3 separate regions of the Homo sapiens genome follow, and regions 2 and 3 are each linked to region 1. A link is a contact called in ENCODE Hi-C or POLR2A ChIA-PET data. All regions are on one chromosome and are shown on one strand. The core of a region is the stretch at or near the end of the contact, and the rest is flanking DNA. Distances in the headings are between cores, read along the strand shown. Region 1 overlaps NEPRO-AS1 (NEPRO antisense RNA 1). Region 2 holds the start of LOLI1 (lncRNA oncogene in liver cancer 1). Region 3 overlaps NEPRO-AS1 (NEPRO antisense RNA 1).

Region 1 (2,860 bases), core at 254-2,753:
ATTAGACCCACTTTATAATGAAGAGGTTGATAATTGGCAGGAAGTTACTTAGGAAATACAGTGCCATCTAAGCCTATTTTCAACCTTTTGAACAAAGGTATCCGCCCAGAAATAATTTCCCAATGTGAAGGGGAGGAAGAAGATTATAGGGCACACCCTTCCTTCAGATTAAAGAAGGCTGCTTACTAAAGTTTGTACACTAGTGGTTCTCAAATCGTTAAGCTCAGGGAACATTTTCAAAATACTGGGATTTCTGATGGCACACTTAATGGGATTAAATGGAATCCACTGTGATTATCATACTACAATGGCATTCATACATTAAAGTTAAAAGGATACAACCTATGTGCCCAGAGAGAAAGAGAGGTTACAATTGAAAAAGTCAGACCATCCTCCCACCTTTCCACTCAGAAAGTGTATGCCCCATGGTAGGTTTGCCAGGTAAAATACAGGAGGCCAAGTTCATTTTGAATTTCAGATACATAATGAATATTTTTGAATATAAGTTTGTCCCATGCTAAACTCATTTATCGGAAATTCAAATGTAACTGAATACCTTGTATTTTTATTTGCTAAATCCAGCAACCCTCCTGAGAGAGCGTTAGATGGGAGTCTTCCATTCATTCCACCAGTATCTGTGCCCACACACTTCTCCTGGGTGAGCTTCTTGCTCCTTTAGATATGATTGTTGTTAACGATGCATACAACATGGCCCCTAAATCCAAGCCAACTACTTCAGCTAGTGTCAACCTAAAGAAATCACAATCTGTGTTAATGCTGGAGGGACTTACTGAGAGACGGTATGTTTGTCTCTGATATGGTACATTCCCTAAGTGTTTTTGTTATTTGGCAAACATTAATTGAGCATCAGAAATGTTCCGGGCACTTAGGATGGAACAAGAAACTAAACATTGCTGTTCTCATGGTGCCTACATACTTGTGGGAGGAGACTGTTCGATGCTCATTTTTATCCCAGAGTTGACCTGAGTTAGATGTGAGTTCATGTATCAGCTGCAACACACTTTAGGACCTTGTTATTTGAATACCTCTGCTTTCTGCCCTGATTATGTTTTCTCGTATATTCCTGAGGCAAAGTTCTTTCTATGCCAGCATCTCCCACAGTAGACCTTATGAAGATAGACAGCAATAAATACTGGTGTAAAAGATAAAGCTTTTAGGAACATGACTCTCTTAACTGAAAACTTTTTGTGTCTTGGCATGTGTGCATGTGCTTATGTGTGTTTGTGAGTATACAGATAATGCACAAATAATGGGTTTCCTGGAAATGTTGGTTGTACAGAGACTATCTTTCTTGATCATTTTTGTCCCCAAAGCAAGCACTTGAAAGAATTCAGTAACAACTTCTTGAGCAGAAAAGATGGCCTCTGCTCAGAGCTTGGTGCAGCAGCAGACACTGAAATGTGGCTTGGCTCTGTCTCTTGGCATAGTTCTAGGGTGTTATGTTCCACGAGAGGCCTTGGAGGGAGGAGGCACTGGTACCTTTTCAGAATCTCGTCAAATCAGGCACAGACTTGCTGGCAGCCACAGCAAAGGGATCTTACTGATCTTTGCCCAACTCTCAGGAGGTAACTGGCAAGACAGAAGAAAGCAAAACAAGCAACCAAATCCGAGGCCTTATAAATTTGACTTGGAAATTTTGTCTCAAGGCTGTCAAAGAGTAGAAATAATGATTTCATTTTCTCCAAGTCCCATTCTTGGGCATTTCGTATTTAACGCAGATAAAACACATTCGAGTACCTATCAACTTTTTTTCTTTCTTTTTTTTTTTTTAGTCTAGCCGTTCTCAGCATCAGGTGACTCTGCTCCTTGAAAATACATTTAAGTGATGCCATTCCTGTCCAAAACCACCACTGACTCCTTCTTCAGAGGGCAAGCCTTGAAATCATGTGCATTTGCCTGTGAGACGTTTCTCCGATTATCTGAAAATCTTCTGCCAGGGATAAGGCGATTTGTCTCCATTCTGTCTGAGGTTGCGGATCTTGGTTTGCAGAGGAGGGCTGCAACGTAGTAGGTTCCTCCACGTGGCTTCTCACTGAAGCCAGAATGACTCATTTAGAGAGTAATCTTGGTGCGGCCTCTTGCTGCCCTCTGGTGGAGAAAACGGGTATTGAACAAGCCATAACGACTGATCTCTGAGGCAAATGCTGTGAAGTGTCAGCGCAAAGGTCCACGGGGAATAATTACACTTCAAGCTATTATCTAAATGAACGGAGTTCATCTAAATGAATGGAGTTGGAACGGTTGTTCTATGAGAATCTGATTTCTCAGCAAGAGAAGTTTTAATTCCATCCCCTTTTTATTTCTGTTTGCTGCGAACTGGTTTCTCATTTCTCCACACTTGCTCTTCCTTTTCGTGAACAATCATTTTGTGTATTTTGAGATCATTATAAAATTCTTGTACGCTCATTTTAAAACATTTCCAGAAAGTGAAAGTCAGCATGTGACCCAGGAAAATTCTAATTCTTAAAACACTCAAGACTCTAAACTAGGGTTTAGACCTATATATTCAGATCTAATTCCAAACCAAAATTCATTTCAGAAGTTTAAATAAAACGTATTAGTCTTATGCCTTCTGAGTCTTTGATTCAAATGAGAGGCTTCTTTTTTTATTTTTTTATTTTATTATTATTATACTTTAAGTTTTAGGGTACATGTGCACAATGTGCAGGTTAGTTACATATGTATACATGTGCCATGCTGGTGTGCTGCACCCATTAACTCGTCATTTAGCATTAGGTATATCTCCTAATGCTATCCCTCCCTCTTTCCCCCACCCCACAACAGTCCCCAGAGTGTGATGTTCCCCTTCCTGTGTCCATGTGTTCTCATTGTTCAATTC
Region 2 (2,860 bases), core at 118-2,617, 52 kb before region 1:
CTGCCCTTTGGATTCATCTGTAACCCTATTAAAAAGCACCAATTCCCTGGGCTCTACTCATGACCAATTAAAGCAGAATTTTAGGGGTGGACCTGGACAACAGCATGAAAAAAACAAACAGAAAAACAAAACAAACAAACCTCCTGGGTGATTCCCATGTAGGAGGACAGTGCTGAAAACCAGTAAGGCAGTCTGATTTGGAGCAACACAATGAGAAGTATATTTAGCTGAGGGTAAAAAGTGGAAAAGTCGAGGTCAAAATATGTTGAATGTGTGGGTGGATGGGTGCGTGTCTTTTCCAAATTAGAATGAACTCCTGTAGATAGAAGACCCTAAGTTAGGAAACAGGTGCAGCCCAACTAGGGAGCCTCGGTCAGCCCGTTCTACACCGTAATTCATTCTCTCTCTCCATCCTCTGCTGCGGGCCTACAGCCCAGGGCTGTTCTCTCTGGTGCCTTGGGCAGGGCCTTCACACTCACTTTCACTGGGCCTGCTGGCATTTAAGCCTCTGTCCTGGGCTGCTCTCTGGCTGCTAAAATCTGGCAGCCACACAAACCCTGCAACCCAGTGGTTTTTGAATGATATCCCTTCAGCTTCAGCCCAGGGGCTCTGGCTTTTCTGCTTGTTTTCTTTTTTCTTTCTTATTTAAGAAGCTCAAGAGAACTTAAAAGCAGATCCTTGAAAGTTAAGCATTTCTAATCACATAAAGGTGTCTCTGCAGGGCCTGGGCTGAAGAGGGTTTGTTTGGGGGCTTTCATCATTCTGTGAATCCCCTTCCTTCTTCAAACAGCCTTTCTGGGCTCTTATCCACCCAGCTTCTTGCTGGATGCCCACCCCCATCATCTCCATGTTTGGGGCCCAGAGGTTAAAGGAGAAGAGGGGGCTGGCCAGAGGGCCAGAGCGGGGAGGGAGGAAGTGGTTGGCCCCCATGCCGGGCCCTAGCAGACTTTGTGAGAAAGCCCCTCTCCATCTGTAGCCCAGCCCGGTGGGAGTCAATTAATTCTGAATAACCTAAACCGACAGAGGTATTTGCATTCACAACCTGACTGATGACCGTATAAAATTGATTTATGAATTAAAGTGCTTCCCCTCCCTTTATCCCAATTCAGTCTGTAATTGATTATACGTGCTGCAGCGAAATTAAATAAAAGAAAATTAAAAAGAAAAGAAAAAGGAAAGTGAAAAAGAGACACCCTCGCTTGGCGGTCCAGCATTCTCAGGGCTCCCCAGGATTAGCCATTCCATTCATCACTTATCATTTTTTATTAAAAAAGTTACTTCCCCCTTTGTCTCCACCCTCCCTGCACCACCCCCCTTCCCGCCCCCATCTCTCCATTGCCAGTATTCTCCTCTCCAGTTTCCTCCCACTCGCTGAAACTCTGAGGTGTAACAAGGTCCCTGGACAGAGTGAGAAGTGAGGATGGGCAAGCCTTCTCCCCAGCAGCACTTGTGCCCTCAAAAATGTGAGATGTAAGCAAAGATGTCTTCTACTTTTGCCTCCCTCTTCTGTGCTGGTCTTTCATTTCATCCTTTTTCTGACTGCTCCCCACTCTACATGCACACAAATCAAAATTTTCTTGCAGGAAATCATTTCATAAATTTGTTCTCAGCAAGGAATACATTAATGGTAAACTTTTTAAAATGGCTTATTCCTCTTAACAGAAATTTACCAAAGAATAAAGTGCTTAGATAAAGGAATAAATATCTAATTGTAAAATTTCATTTTCTTAGTAGGAAAAGGGTCTTAAGTAGGGGAGCAGAGAAGTTGAATTCAAACCAACTAGTGGCCATGCAAAGGGACTTTGGAACTAGTTGGACCCAGGCTCTAAAAATTACTAACTGCGTGTCCTTGTACAAGTCACTTAACCTTCCTTGCTTTCACTGACAATTTAAGATAACTGATTAATCCGAGGTAATGTACATAAATCCCTTTGAAGTGTGGCTCAGCAAACAAGGAAGGTACTTTGCAAACATTAGAATTAGAACCTACTTCCTTGCTTATTCTGCTTATGAAACAAGGCAGTGCTGACTCAAGAGTTTTCTGGTGTTAGGATGATCAGTGGTTTTCTCCCAACTCAAACCCACTGTGGCTATTTGAGTGACAAATGGAGAACTGTTTTCATTGCCACACCACATCTTGAGAACAAACTGTCTTCTTTACCTCTGTATCCTCAGAGATCTTGGTACATAAAACACATCATAATTAAACCATCTCACTCAATTCGTCCTCATTGCTTCTCACCTTTTCTCGGCTACCTTCTACCTCAGGACTGCCAAGATTTTATCCCTACTTTGTGCTATTTCTTTTCCTGCTTCATTGCTGTCTTTCAATGCCTGCATCCTTCCCAATCCCTTTTCTATCTTTGACAGGTACAGCATTGTCTCCTTTCCTCTAAAGCCTTAATGTACAGGTTTGTGGGTAATCCCATATTAAGTGCTGTTGCCATATTTTACTGAAAGTTCAACAAACTAGGGAGTGATTGCTTGGGCCGGGTCAGAAGAGGTCCACTTTATTGATGGGGGCATGATAGTCCCTCCCCCAGTGAGGAGCTCTTGCAAGAACAGATCCCTATGAAGGGTGAACTCCCAGAGAAGTGCCTCAAGAACACTGAAAATTGGACCCTCTTCAGGGAATGTTAACAGATGAATTATGCGATGTGAAAATTTCCAATAGATGTTGAGGCAGCTCTAAGTGAGGGGCTAACCAGCAGAGAAGGCTTTTCCTTTTCACCGTCTCAGGACAGCCAAACTGCCGCCGCCTTGAGGGGCGGTCAGGCATCTTGCAGTTTCACACATTCTAGTCTACTTCCGGCTTATCCTGGCAATTCCTTGTTGGAATGCAATAAGGTCAGGAAAATGC
Region 3 (2,860 bases), core at 176-2,675, 33 kb before region 1:
CTGATCTGCACTTTTGTCAGAGGCAACCGACGCATCTTTTGACATTTTAGCCTTTCTGTCTGCTGGGGGGTGGTGGCAATGGTGGCCACAGGGGCAGCCCCTGCATCTCCAACAGGGCAGGCGGTGCAGAAAGAAGGAGAGAACAAAACTTGAAACAAGGGGGACTGGAGAGGAGAGAGAAAAACATTGTAACTTGTTAGCAACCCAATGGCAAGAAGGCAAGGGGAGGAGGCACTAATGAGTTTGATGACAGTTGTGTTTAATAGAATTTTATTTGCCAGTGAGGCTGCAAGGTGGCTAACTTTGCTATTACACCTCAGCTAAACTCATTTTCACATGTCCACTAGATCCTAGGGAAAAGAGAAACAGAGTAGAGAAAGAGTGAAAAAGAGTGAAACCCAGAGAGATTCAGAGAGAAACAGCGACAAAGAGATAAATCAGAGAGGAAGGAAAAAGACTCTTATATTTTGGTGTTCTTAATGAAATGCATAATTGAAAGGGGTCAATAGATTTGGCAAAGATTTCTTGTGCCTTTTTAAAAATCTAATCTTAGGAAATTCACAGAAACCTCAATCTTTAATGATTAGTAAACTTCCCAGATTCTTTCATATACATTTCCATTAAGAATTTCGTGGTGGTGGGATTGAAGTAATGTCTAGAAGTGTTGTTCCGACTAAGGACTGCAGAGAGTGCTGAAATATCAATAGAGAAAAACTTAAATAAAACACAGTGGCCGGGCGCGGTGCCTCACACCTGTAATCCCAGAACTTTGGGAGGCCGAGGAGGGTGGATTGCGTGAAGTCAGGAGTTCGGGACCAGTCTGGCCAACATAGTGAAACCCTGACTCTACTAAAAATACAAAAAAATTAGCTGGCCATAAGTGCTGAAATATCAATGGGGAAGAACTTAAGTGCTGAAATATCAATGGAGAAGAACTTAAATAAAACACAGCAGCCGGGCGTGGTGGCTCACGCCTGTAATCCCAGCACTTTGGGAGGCTGAGGCGGGTGGATTGCCTGAGGTCAGGAGTTCGAGACCAGTCTGGCCAACATGGTGAAACCCCGACTCTACTAAAAATACAAAAAAATTAGCCAGGCATGGTGGTGTGCGCCTGTAATCCCAGCTACTTCGGAGGCTGAGGTGGAGGATTTGCTTGAACCAGGGAGGTGGAGGTTGCAGTGAGCTGAGATCACGCCACTGTACTCCAGCCTGGACGACAGAGCGAGATTCTGTCTCAAAAAAAAAAAAAAAAAAGAAACACAGCTAATTAATTTTCACTTGACCTCCCAGACAGTGGCACATTTATTCCAATTATACAGATGAGGAAGGAAGTTGAACAGCACTGTGATTTGCACAAGATCCAAGGTAGAGCAAAAGATCAAGAACATCTGCCTGTTGGGCCCAGAGCCAGCTCCTCAAAAAACCACAGCCTTCTTGTTTCACTATTATATTTCTAGGAAAGAATGTATTTATACTGATGTGGAAATCTGATCGACAAAATTCCAACATGCTCCTTTAGGAGAGATTGTGTGTCCAGAGAACATTAAGGGAAGAGATTAGCCAGTGAGATTAGTCATCTCCTGATTTGGTTTTCTTCCCTTATAAGACAAAAAGAGGAATCTCATTAAAAGGCTATGTAGAGGGAAACAATCCAAGTCTTCTCTGATCGTGTTCTTTTGCTTTTCTAAATAATGTGTTGTATTCATAAAAATCTTGCCCTTCCAAATTTCTGAAAGCATTTACGAACATTAATTAAGCTTCAGGATAGTGGTGAGTGGCATTTGTTATTACTCTCATCTTTCAGATAGAGAAACGGGTTTAGAGAAATTAAATCTCTAGTGCATGGTAACTCAGCACGATAGAATGAGGTATAGAATCCATCATGACTAGGTTGAAATCCACACACCTTTCTGTAAGATCAATGTCATGGAACATGTCTTTCAACAAAATTTCCAACAGCTTATGTTTATCTTAATGTTCAATCTTTCCTCTCTCTCGTCTCCTTATTGTGCAAACTTTAAAAGGTGCACATTGTAACTTTTTTTATTTTTTAAGAGATGAGGTCTTGCTCTGTTGCCCAGGAGGGAATGCAATGGCATAATCACAGCTCACTGCAAGCTCCAACTCCTGGGCTTAAGCAATCCTACTGCCTCAGCCTCCCGAGTAGTTAGGACTACAAGTGCATACCACCACGCCCAGCTAATCAAAAAAAATTTTGTAGGGACAGGGTCTTGCTATGTTGCCCAGGCTGGTCTTGAACTCCTTGCTTCAAGTGGTCCTCCCACCTTGGCCTCCCAACATGTTGGTATTACAGGGGTGAGCCACCACATCCAGGCCAAGGTGTTCTAATATATTAATTAGGCCAAGGTGATTAATAGTGCTGTTCAAATCATTTATGTCTTACTAATTTTTATCTAGTTCTATCAATTGCTGAGAGAAGTGTTAAAATCTCCCACTGTGACAGGCCAGGCAAGGTGGCTCATGCCTGTAATCCCAGCACTTTGGGAGGCCAAGGTGGGTGGATCACGAGGTCAGGAGATTGAGACCATCCTGGCTAACGCAGTGAAACCTTGTGTCTACTAAAAATATACAAAATTAGCCTGGTGTAGTGGCAGGCTCCTGTAGTCCCAGCTACTTGGGAGGCTGGGGCAGGAGAATGGCGTGAACCTGGGAGGCAGAGCTTGCAGTGGGCCGAGATTGCGCCACTGCACTCCAGCCTGGGCAATAGAGTGAGACTCCGTCTCAAAAAAAAAAAAAAAAAAGACAAACCATTACAAGTGCTGGCAAGCATATGGAGAAGAGATAATTCTTTTTTTTTTTTTAATTTTTATTTTATGTTCAGGGGTACATGTGCAAATTT

Evidence for each region. Hi-C counts contacts between places; a loop is a spot of excess contacts on that map. ChIA-PET counts read pairs that join two places held with the same protein, here RNA polymerase II (POLR2A). Pooled maps may share reads with other maps.
Region 2: a loop to region 1 is called in a map of endothelial cell of hepatic sinusoid, with 3 times the contacts of the local background. The contact joins the promoter of LOLI1 here to the enhancer-like site in region 1. A Hi-C loop is called at or near these places in 4 of 168 maps with a recorded cell type or tissue (PC-3, PC-9, endothelial cell of hepatic sinusoid and 1 more) and 5 of 50 pooled maps. POLR2A ChIA-PET finds 5 or more read pairs at or near these places in 3 of 52 experiments (GM12878, RWPE1 and activated CD4-positive, alpha-beta T cell).
Region 3: a loop to region 1 is called in a map of prostate gland, with 3 times the contacts of the local background. The contact joins two enhancer-like sites. A Hi-C loop is called at or near these places in 3 of 168 maps with a recorded cell type or tissue (PC-3, mesothelial cell of epicardium and prostate gland), 4 of 37 single-sample maps with no recorded cell type and 5 of 50 pooled maps.

What each region holds. Positions count from the first base shown.
Region 1 is chr3:113,050,639-113,053,498 of GRCh38, reverse strand. The region is part of intron 1 of NEPRO-AS1 (NEPRO antisense RNA 1); the gene reads right to left. It overlaps LOLI1 (lncRNA oncogene in liver cancer 1), which reads left to right. Exons shown (of 3, transcript NR_189285.1): 3 at 1,794-2,586. Among named protein-coding and RNA genes, the nearest start is that of RMP64, 32 kb to the right of the region's middle. RefSeq lists an enhancer at 1,796-1,975. Within about 2 kb of position 1,503, at least 5 of the 41 ENCODE cell types and tissues checked have a DNase peak (open chromatin) inside an H3K27ac peak, as active enhancers do.
Region 2 is chr3:113,102,927-113,105,786 of GRCh38, reverse strand. LOLI1 (lncRNA oncogene in liver cancer 1) reads left to right here and starts at 1,367. Exons shown (of 3, transcript NR_189285.1): 1 at 1,367-1,470. All of the region lies in intron 1 of NEPRO-AS1 (NEPRO antisense RNA 1), which reads right to left.
Region 3 is chr3:113,083,601-113,086,460 of GRCh38, reverse strand. The region is part of intron 1 of NEPRO-AS1 (NEPRO antisense RNA 1); the gene reads right to left. All of the region lies in intron 1 of LOLI1 (lncRNA oncogene in liver cancer 1), which reads left to right. Among named protein-coding and RNA genes, the nearest start is that of LOLI1, 19 kb to the left of the region's middle. Within about 2 kb of position 1,425, at least 3 of the 41 ENCODE cell types and tissues checked have a DNase peak (open chromatin) inside an H3K27ac peak, as active enhancers do.